Linked DNA regions of Homo sapiens: region 2 is linked to region 1. Evidence: read pairs that join two places in POLR2A ChIA-PET (ENCODE). Cell type or tissue: Panc1. All regions are shown on one strand. Each heading gives the region's core, and the rest is flanking DNA. Links, peaks and the distances in the headings are about the cores only. Region 1 overlaps NUAK1 (NUAK family kinase 1). Region 2 overlaps LOC124903006 (a long non-coding RNA gene).

Region 1 (5,374 bases), core at 255-5,254:
TGGGAAGCAGTCTAGGCTCATAATTTCGAGCTCAGACAGACATGGGTTGTATTCCTGCCATCATCCCCAAGTTACAAACAGTGGGGCCCTGGGCCTCAGTTACCTCTGGGCAAAGTCAGGTGACAGCATCTATCTCATAGAATGGTTCTAAGAATTCAGTGAGATGACACAGGCAAATTACTCAGCACAGAGCCTGGCAAAGTGCTCAGTAAAGGTTAGCTTTATTTGTTCATCTTCAAGGATGAAATAGTAGTAAACATATGAGTCAATTCTTCCCTCTAAGTGAGACTGCAAAAACAGCCCTTCCCCTGGGGACAGGGCTCTCTTAAGTCTTTTCCTCATCCCTGGAATCTTGCCTCTAGCCTACCTGTCATCCAGGATCAAGAAGCCAAGCTCTCCTGGGTGCTCAATGTGCCCAATCACTGCTAAAGCCTTGGGAAGAATAAGTGGTGTCCACAGGGAGATCCTGAGAGCAGAGGCAGCCAGGAGCCTCTGGCCTCACTGGGACCAAAAGCAAAGCCCCTTTAAAGTCTAAGCATCTAAGGAATGAGCAAAGATTCCTCTGAGCTGCCCAGCAGAACATGAGCTTACCCTCCTCTGAATCACAAATAATAACAAATAACACTGCTTGACAAGTGGCTTCATGTCAGGCACTGTTCTCAGAGTGTGTGTGGTCCATGAGTCCTTGTGACAACCTAGGAGTTAAGTTCTATTACCAACCCATTTTACAGATGAGAAAACTGAGAGGTTCTTTGAGGATGAGCATTTTCTTTTTATTTTCTTTTATTTGAGACAAGTTCTTGCTCTGTTGCCCAGGCTGGAGTGCAGTGGTGTGATCGTAGATCACTGTGGCCTCCAACTCCTGGGCTCAAGCAATCCTCCCATCTTGGCCCCCCAAGTAGCCAGGACTACAGACGCAGGCCACTATGCCCAGCTAACTTTTCAATTTTTTTGTAGAGATGAGGGAGTCTCACTGTGTTGACCAGGCTGATCTAGAGCTCCTGGCCTCAAGTGATCCCCCTGCCTCCCAAAGTGTAGGATTACAGGCAGAAGCAACCACACCCAGCATGGGTGAACATTTTCTGTCTCACATAGAGTCTAGTTCAGAAGCCACCTCATACACGTGTTTCAGAAAGCCTTGGCTGCCTTGAGCTGAATAGAATGTATTTGCATCCCACAGAACCAGAGAGCAGGGAAGGCGAGCAGACCTCCCTAAACATAGGCTGACAGTCTACACAGGGAGACTCTCCGTACACTTGCAAAGTGTGTATGAGAATTGAAGATACTTCCTGCTTTCCCCAGCAAGGAGCCCTTCTGCCAAAAAACAAGCAATAGGAAATGCAGCCTTTCAGTGAATCCTAGGATTCTCTTCCTACGAGCTGGAAGGGACCCTTAAGGACATTTTTGTCTCAGGCCCTCAATTTACAAGTGAAGCAAGTGTGCTCGACACAGCAGCACCTACTGTGTGCAATGCCCCGTGCCCAGGCTGCTGCAGGGACAGACAGGACCAAGACCCCATCCTGCCTTTCCAAAGAGGCCTCCTTCCAAAACTTAGATTTATGGACCATTCACTGTGGGCGACACACTTTTCTAAGAACTCGACATACAATTTGTTAACACTGCAACTCCCATTTCACAGACGAAGAAACCGAGTCACAGTTGATTATCTCAAGGTTACATTGGAGGTTCATGTTCTTTCAAACCCAGGAAGCCTAGCTCCAAATTCTCTCTTTTCTTTTTCTTTTTTTTTTTTTTTGACACAGAGACTCGTTCTGTTGCCTAGGCTGGAGTGCAATTGTGCAATCTTCTCTCACTGCAACCTCCGCCTCCCGGGTTCAAGCGATTCTCCTGCCTCAGCCTACTGAGTAGTTGGGATTACTGGTGTGCGCCACTGTGCCCAGCCAATTTTGTATTTTTAGTAGAGACAGGGTTTTGCCATGTTGTTCAGGCTGGTCTTGAACTCCTAACCTCAAATAATCCACCCACCTCGGCCTCTCAAAGTGCTGGGATTTACAGGAATGAGCCACCACTCCCGCTTCCCTTTTTGATGTATAGATTGGACGGTCCACTTCCCTTCCATGATCCTGTAGAAGACTGGGACATGAGTGACCTCTGGCAGTTGGGGTGAACCACTCGTGAGCTGAGCCCAGTTCATAGTGAAATGGCAGCAGCCAGCAAGGCTTCGTTTGAACCTGCTGCAATCAAGCACCTTTGTGGCCCGTGAGCCTGACACAGACAAAAGTGAATGGGGTCCCGCTGGAGATAACTAAGAGAAGCAGCTGCTACCTTTTTTAAACAGGGAAATTGCCCTTCAGCCAAACAGACGAAAGTTGAGCCCTAAGCCACTCACCATTCCCCGCCCTTCCAGGGAAGGAGCTAACACCTACCACAGCCTCCACTTAGCGCCTTCCCCCTGGAGATCTCCATATCTCTAATAAAAGTAAGGGAAGTGGAATTCTTTTCTCAAATTTAAAAGGCAAATCATGATGGTGTTTTTTCAAGACATACATTAACTCCGCACCCCAGCCGGTTTGCAATACTTAAAGTACTTGATTTACAACCCAGAAAAAAATGTTTTGAAAACCTTGCAGATGCATTTTGCATCTAAACCTTGCACACTCTGCAGAGCTGATTACCTGGGCTTCTCAGATGGAGGGCTGGACTCTGAACGAAGCCAGGCCAGTGTGAGAGCAGCCTGAGGAGGCTGCTGAGCTCTGAAAAACTACCCGCCTGGAGCAGCCTCCAAGAGTGGGAAATGGGTTTGGGATGGGCTTGAGCCACCTCTCCAGCTGCTGTCACTGAGAAGCACCTGGCAATGCTGTGCATACAATGCTAAGGGGAAGCGTGACCCAGAGAAGGAGGAGGATGGAGCCCCAGGGCCTTCCCTGCTGACTCCCGCCTTCACAGACCTCTCCCTTCTCAGGATTGCTGGTGCTTCTTCCCGCAATTGTTCATTCAATCATTCATTCATTCTTACTGAGCACCCACTAGATGCCTAGCACTGGGCTACAGGCTGGGCTGCAGTGACGAGTGAGACAGACAGCAGCCCTGCTGCCTTTCTAATAGACAAGGAAGAATGGAGCCTACAAATAGTCCAACACACACTCTCCATGTGCTCACAAGGACACGAGACACGGGGCTGAAACAAAGAAGTAAGGAAGTGGTGGTCTGAAGACCCATGCATGAGCCTTGAAGGACATGGTAAATTCAGACTTTGGGTCCCATGCAACCATGGGAGGATTTTAAGCATGGAGAGCCATGAGCCAAGATAAGAAGGTCACTGGGTACTCCACCCTAGTACTTCTCCCTGAAACAGTAATATTACCTCTAGTTTTCAAGAGCCTACTATGCACCAGGCTCTGTGCTGGAAGCTTCCAAATCCTATTTCTGATGGCAATCTCACTTGGTAGGATATTTTGCACTTGGTAGGATACTTCATAGCTGCATTTTCCAGATGAGTAAACAGAAGCCAGAGAAAATGAGCAGCTTGCCTGGGACCATCTAGCTCCTGGGTAGCAGGACAGAATTTGAACCCAAGTCTGTCTGATTCGACAGCTGGGATTTCTTCCTCCACACCTCATTCCTTTTTTTTTTCTCTCTCTCTGTGAGACGGAGTCTGCCTCCGTCACCCAGACTGGAGTGCAGTGGCGCGATCCTGACTCACTGCAACCTCCGCCTCACAGGTTCAAGCGATTCTCCTGCCTCAGCCTCCCGAGTAGCTGGGATTACAGGCATGCGCCACCACGCCTGGCTAATTTTTGTACTTTTAGTAGAGACGGGGTTTCACCATGTTGGCCAGGCTGGTCTCAAACTCCCAACCTCCGGTGATCCACCCACTTCGGCCTCCCCAAGTCCTGGGACTGCAGGCGTGAACCACCGTGCCCAGCCTCGACACCTCATTTCTATACTCAGATTATTGCATTGTTCTCAGATTATTCCAGATGTCTGAATCTAATAGCCCCAACTAAATTCTAGGTATCTCAATGGCAGGACTTGTAATATCCTCCTCTGAAAGTCCCTATGGTGCTGGACACATTGTTAAGCACACATTAAATACATCTATCTGGTTTATTGCTAGATTGAAAAGAAGAGCAGGTGTGTTGAGCCCCAATGTGGGGATGTTAGGTCTTTCTTATGGGGAAGCTTCAGCCACAGAGTATTGACAAGTGGTAGCTAAGAGGAAGAAGAAAGCAAGCTACCACCAGGGCTGCCAAGCAGGGATGTGCAGATCATACATGCACAAGGCACCAGCCGATGGGCAGGTGAATGGGCCCCAGCCCGCGTCGTTCTCACAGAGCCGCTAGTAGGAGAGGGGCTGCTTCTGGCCAGGACAGAAGCCTTTTCATATGTATCCACCTGGAGGAGGCCTTTTTTTAATTTGCACAAAGGTGCCTTGTAGAGTAGCAATCGCCCTGGCTGCATCTATTGTGTACCTACTGTGTGCCAGGCACCAGGCAAAAGGCTTAGCTATGTCACCTCGGTGCTTCCTCTCAACAATCCATAAAAGAAGAACTATTGTGAGCCCTAGCAAAGAACCCAGAGGTTAAAAATTAGTCACTAGCCCAAGGTCACACAGCTCTCAAGGGGTGGGCTGGCATACAGACACAGGCAGCCTGGCCCTGGGGCTCTCTATGTTGACCATGGTTGGCAGGAGATTGTCTTCGCTTCTTTCACAAAATGAGCATGAGATTTCTGTGGAACCAGAGGTTGGAATCTTAGAGGCCTGAGAGATAGAGGCTTCCACCCCTTTCCCACTCTCCACCCTGAGCCCCCCCCTTTTTAAGTTATTACCAGCTTTATTGAGATGTAATTCACATATCATATAATTCACCCATTTAAAGTGCACAATTCAGGGGTTTTTAGTATATTCGGAGGGGTGCAACCATCATCACAATTTTAGAACATTTTCAGCACCCCCCAGAAAACTCCACACCCATTAGCAGCTACTCCCAATTTACTCCCAACCCCACCCGCAGGCCCACTCATCTACGCTGTCTCTATGGATTTGTCTCTTGTGGACATTACATACAAATGGAATCATACAATCTGTGGTCTTTTGTGTCTGGCTTCTTTCACTGAACATAATGTTTTCAAGGTTCATCCATGCTGTCACATGTATTAAGTACCTCATTCCTTTTTACTGTTGAATAACAGTCCAAAAATATTCCATAAATAAAATTATGGAATAGATCATAAGTAATATTCCACAAATGAAATGGATGTGCCAGCTTTTATTTACCCATTCATCAGTTCCTTCCACTTTGGGGCTCTTACTAATAATAATGCTCTATAGACATTTGTGTAGAAGTTTCTGTGTGGACATATGTTTGCATTTCTCCTGGGTAAACCTAGAAGTGGAAATGCCCAGCCCTGG
Region 2 (5,374 bases), core at 248-5,247, 570 kb before region 1:
GACTTGGCATTGGAGTCTGGTTTAGATCTGGTTGCCTGGATGCAGAGCCTGAGACAAGGATTTGGGTATGCATGATTTTTAGGGGTTGGGTACTTTTCCGGACATTGGGGATTTATTAGCAAATAGCTGCCATTTGTTCCCAATGGGGAAAGACACAATAAACATACAAACAGCTAAATTGGGCACATTAGGCTAGTGATAGGTGATATGAAGAAAATAAAACAAGAGAATCATGTACTTATCATGCTAGTGTTTGTTTCTGTGAGTCTCATCTGCCCTGTGAAGTTGCAAGTGCTTCGTGGGCAGAGATCTCCACTAATACTTCTTTGCTTCTTCCAAGGAGCCTGGTCCAGAGCCTTATCTAAGCATCATAAGAAATCAACACAAACTTCATGATTTCTGGACAGCAATTACACTCAGGATTTTCAACTCTGGACCAGCCTCAGGTTTCACTCCTTTTGCCCTTGGACTTCACCCATTGTGTGCTTTGTGTGCAGTGGTGTGAATGCGGTCTCCCAGGGCCTGCGTTTGAGCTGGCTGCTGCTTGCTGGTGTGTGACCTACGCTGAGTCTCGACTTTCATAGTCTCACCTCCCTTCCGGGAAAGGCAAGGAAGGTGAGAATGCCCACTCCAAAGGGTTGTGGAGGACAGAATGGGATGATCCATCTTCTATGACAAGAGGGTGATGGACTAAGTACTGATTAGTGAGAAAGCCAGGATCAGCCTCAGGGGATCCACAAGGCGCATTGGACCCATGGCCCTGGCCACCTGGTCAGCTTCAAGGGAGTCTTGGCCACTGGTTTTGGTCTTGATCAAGGTCCTGAGCATAGGCCTTTAGGAGTCAGCAGAGGATGTGGGAGAAAGGTTCTCTCCAGCCTTCCTACTGCCACATATCAGGATTCATCTTTTCTCTCCTCAAACTGATACCTTCCCAATGTCCGCATTTCTCTCCCTACTTAGGCTTGAAACCCCAGGTTTGCCTTTGCTTTTCCTTTTTCTTATCCTATTCCTCTACTCAGAAGCCAGGTCTCCCAGGTCCTGTGTTTTGTTTTCTCCAACTCCCATCATTTTCTTTCCTTTACTCCTGCCCCGCTTCCAGTTCTAGGTCCTTACTTTGCATTTTGGGGTGGTTGGTGTAACTTCCTCATCGGTATCTCTGACTCCTGCTTCTCCTCTTCACACTCCATCTGGCATACTCAGAGATCCAGCTGAAAAATAGAAGGACTCTAGGAGAAAATAGTGCGGACCCCTTTTGCTGGCATTTTGAGCTCTCTGCTACTGGCCCTCTCTACCTTCGTAGCTTCCATCTGCCAGGCAGCAGCCAGCTTGTCCACTCACTGCTCCCTGAACGTATCTGGTGTCTCCCTGCCTCTGAGCTTTTGCTCATGCTGTTCCTGCTGTTGAGGATGCTGGATTTGCCCTGCTCTTCAACACCCAGTTAAGAGGTAGTCCCTGATGCCACAATCAGCTGGGAACTCGATATCACCTCTGCAATTTGTACCCCTGATCTTACACCTTTTGCATGATACTTACATTCAGATTGATACTCTAGGAGTTCTTGATTTTTTTTGTGATATTACTGAGGGAGCTTTACTTTTTTAGACCCTGACATGAGAATGTCAGCCATGTTTGTCGAGAATGTGAGTTCTCTCCAGCAGCAGATGCTGAGTCCGGTAGAGCTGAGATGAGGACACCTGACACAACCCAAGTGGGTGTCTGTGGTTGCACTTGAGTGGCAGGGGATGGAGGAGCAACCAGGGAGATGGCAAAATATGATGTGTCCCGCTTAATGTTCCTTCTTCCTGGGATTCTCCAAATCTTCAGTAAAGATAAAATTCTTGAAGCAAGAAGAATTTCTGTAGAACCAGAGAAAACATTGACTCATGGGTCGGTGGCATCCCAGGTGACCTAGGAGTGGGTGGGCCAAAGAAACATGAAGAGCCCACCTGTCAGCTGCCTGCAGGGACTGTGGAGATGCCTTGGTTCCCATGAAAGGTGACGAGTGTAGTTTCTGATGAGTTCAATGCCATTTCTTTTGCAGAGTGGCTTGGGGGAACCCAGATGGCATCTGGGATAGATTTCTCATCCTGTCTGAGAGATTCTTGGGGAAGAATGCTAAAATCCTTCCTTTTAGTTCCTCTGGTTCGATGCCTAGCACAGCAATTGTTGATTTAAATAGAGATACTGAGGCAGGTGGTGATTTCTTTGCAGGGGAGTACGTGCTACCAGACAGTTTGTTTCTCCTACTTAGTATTACATAACGTGCTCTTTCTCCCATTTTTATATATGATCCTCACAGTGAGCATGGATGAGAGACTTTGTATACAGAGAAAGAAAATGGGACTCACAGAGGGTGAATGACTTCCTGAAGATCGCACAGTTAGAAAGTGGCAGAGCTGGGACTTAAATCCAGAGTTCCTGGCTGCAAATCTAGTGCTTGGTCAGTCTTCCATACCAGGCAGACTCCTGAGTTCTTATACATCAAGTAAGGCTGAACTGGGAGAATCTGGGAAGCTGGATTGCAGTGCCCTCTCTATTAACTCCCAAAGGAAAATGATATAATTTGAGAGTATGAGCTGATGCTAGGACTCTCTCTTCTTTCTTACATTATCTTCATGGAACATTTTGGTCATGTACAGATACGAAAGAGTCCCCAGAATGTCTTCCAAAGGAATTTCAGGACCCTAAAGCCTGGAAGCATCAGAAAACATTAGTCATCTGGATCACTGAACCAGAGCACTGCTTTGAAATGTAAAGGATTCCTGCATGAATGTCCACTCCACCCAGAAGACCGTCATTGTTGCTGGTAGGGTGTAATCTACAATTTGTGGCCTTCACCATTGTGTCATGCATTGATTCCTACATCAAGAGCCACGTGGGGTACATGTCATTTTCCTTCTCTTTACAAATGAGAAAATGAGGCTCAGATTAAATTACTTGCCCACGTTCATGCAGCTAGTAATGGAGAGATGTGGAATACAAAGCCATATTATTTCTTAATTCAAATGCTGTGTTCTCAGCCACGATGCTATCATGCCTGCAAGTAGACATTTGCTGATTGAATGGAGTTGAATCACACTACAGGAGTGAGTGTGGATAAGAGCCAAGTGTCTAGTACAGACAGAAATGTGCAGGAGTAGAGAGAAGGGTGGATTGCCGGGAGAAAGTGTGGCACTGCCATCAGACTGTAGGTGGCCTCGCCATTGGGTCAAGCAAGTATTTGGTGCTGGGGAGTATGGAGGGGGCACACGGGCCTTCTCAGGCAGCCCAAGAAGGACGAGGCCTTATAGGAAAACTGACTTAAGATGAACCCTGCCAGAAAGGGCCACTCCGTCACCAGCCTTGTCTGAGGTCATATTTCAAAGACTGGCTCAGGGCCACTGGCTGGGGTGCAGGGCTGTGAGATCATGGCTGAGCAATCTGACTTTTAAAAAATATAAGGACCAACTTGGGAGTTTTATCGCAGTTCTGCGTTCTGCCGCCCAGGCATGAAGTCAGCTGGCCTGCTTGTGACAGGGAGCATTTCACTTGTAATTAGCTGGTTTTTTTTTTTTTTTTTTTTAATATTCTGCCTAAACTGCGGTGTGGTGTGAGTGAGCCCGCTCCCTTGGAGCTGCCCCACAGCGGTAGCGGAGGTGAGTCATGGCCATAAAATCTGGAAAGCTCGTAGGGGGATGGAGGGCGGTGGAGAAATATAAATTATTGTGATCGTCTTTCAGGAGCGCTCGAGTTAATTATTGTACTTTCGCCAGCTGCGTTGTGCCTTCATCAATGCCGAGCCAGAAGTGATGGTTTTAGTGGGGAAAGAGTCGTTCTTTAATGGGGCAGAGGCCCACGAAGCCCTGTGTTCTTTTGAGGGAGGTTGGGTGCATGAAATTCCCAGCACCAGCTGGAACCTGTGCGGATTTGCTCTGAGACACTTGGGTGTGAGCAGCGTCACGTTTTCTTTATTTTTCTAAAGCAAATAAATCTGGCTTCGTTCTCCACCTGCCAGGGCTGGCAGGCAACCCATTCTTAGTTATGTCTTTTTTGATGGGGCAGGGGGGGCAGTGAGGGGTTCTTTCTTTCTTTTTTGGGGGCATAAGGAAGCCCTGGGAATTAGGTAATTCAGCAAGATCTAAAGGCACCTTCCTGGCCTTGGGTCCACTATGAAGAAATAATTGCTCATTGCCTGCAAAGTACCATTTTGAAGGGGCTCCTCATCTTCCTCTATCCCAACCCTGGGCCAGGGGGTCTGGGAAGAGGCTCCCACAGCTTGTGACCTTGTGTTATCCCTAGGCCCAAGCTTCATTATCCACTATCTGGTGCCGTAGGTCTCCACTATCAGAGACTTTTAAACCACGGTTTCTTCCCCAATCTCAAGGAAAACACATAACATCTCAGTTTGAGTCACCTCTCCTCTGTCTTTCTTTTTTTAAATTATGTATTATTTATTTTTTATTTGAGGACAGGGTCTTGCTCTGTTGCCCACGCTGGAATGCAGTGGTGCATTCTTGGTTCACTGCAGCCTCAACCTCCTGGGCTCAAGCGATCCGCTCACCTCAGCCTCCTGGGTAGCTGGGACTATAGGCACGTGCCACCACGCCTGGCTAATTTATTTTTTTTTAAGAGATGGGGTCTCACTCTGTTGCCCAGGCTTGTCTCAAACTCCTGGCCTCCAGTGGTCCTCCCACCTCAGCCTCCCAAAGTCCTGGGATTACAGGTGAGACACTGCACCTCACCACACTTCACCTTACAGGTGAGAGCCACCTCCCCTCTCCTGAGAGAAAGAAAAAGAAACAAAGACAAGAAAAGAAAGAAAAGCACCAAACCAAATCAATCAAACAAAAACAGAAGTTATATTAAATGTTTTCCTTGGCTATTGGTTCAGAAAAGGAGAAAATGACTTTTTAATTCTTTATATCTCCTCTGGCAAGAAGAGGTCGAACCACTTCTCCATAAGCTTATCATCACTCCAGCTGCGTGACCTTGAGCAAATTACTGACACACTCTGAGGCTCAGTTTCTCACTGGAATATTTTAAGGATTAAGTGATATGTCCCATGTCAGGCACTTAGCATGGAGCCCGACCTGGAGTTGGCTCTCAAAACATGGCTATTTGTGGAGGACTGTGAGCTCTGTGAAGTTGCCTATAGCTTCTCCACCCTTGAGGACAGGGGCTGTAGTTTGCTTATCTCTGTATCCTCAGCAACTGGGCACCCAGTAGGCATCCAAAAATACTTGGTTAACTGGATAGTTGTAAAAGGCGGAGATTTCAGAGAGGCTGAGAAGACCAAGCTTCCTTTACCAGCCCAGGCCAACTGGCCTTCACGTTGCATGTCCATAGTAGACCCATGCATGCATCTTGGGCATGTGCAGTGTGTGACTCAGTGGTG

The links. ChIA-PET counts read pairs that join two places held together with the same protein. Peaks named below come from ENCODE experiments on the same cell type or tissue, not always from the same donor. Only the 100,000 strongest peaks of a DNase experiment are listed, where the experiment ranks them.
Region 2: POLR2A ChIA-PET joins it to region 1 with 11 read pairs; 6 of 35 experiments call an interaction of 5 or more read pairs at or near these places.

Annotation. Positions count from the first base shown.
Region 1 is chr12:106,126,394-106,131,767 of GRCh38, forward strand. The region is part of intron 1 of NUAK1 (NUAK family kinase 1); the gene reads right to left. Among named protein-coding and RNA genes, the nearest start is that of NUAK1, 9.9 kb to the right of the region's middle. RefSeq lists enhancers at 3,522-4,271, 4,272-5,021 and a silencer at 5,238-5,374. In Panc1, for the core only: no CTCF peak of the experiment used is centred there; a DNase peak (open chromatin) is centred at 268; H3K27ac peaks cover 5,000 bases.
Region 2 is chr12:105,558,954-105,564,327 of GRCh38, forward strand. LOC124903006 (a long non-coding RNA gene) reads left to right here. Exons shown (of 2, transcript XR_007063439.1): 1 at 1-2,806. Among named protein-coding and RNA genes, the nearest start is that of CASC18, 140 kb to the right of the region's middle. RefSeq lists an enhancer at 2,746-3,525. In Panc1, for the core only: no CTCF peak of the experiment used is centred there; DNase peaks (open chromatin) are centred at 3,268 and 3,558; H3K4me3 peaks cover 1,008 bases; H3K27ac peaks cover 4,624 bases.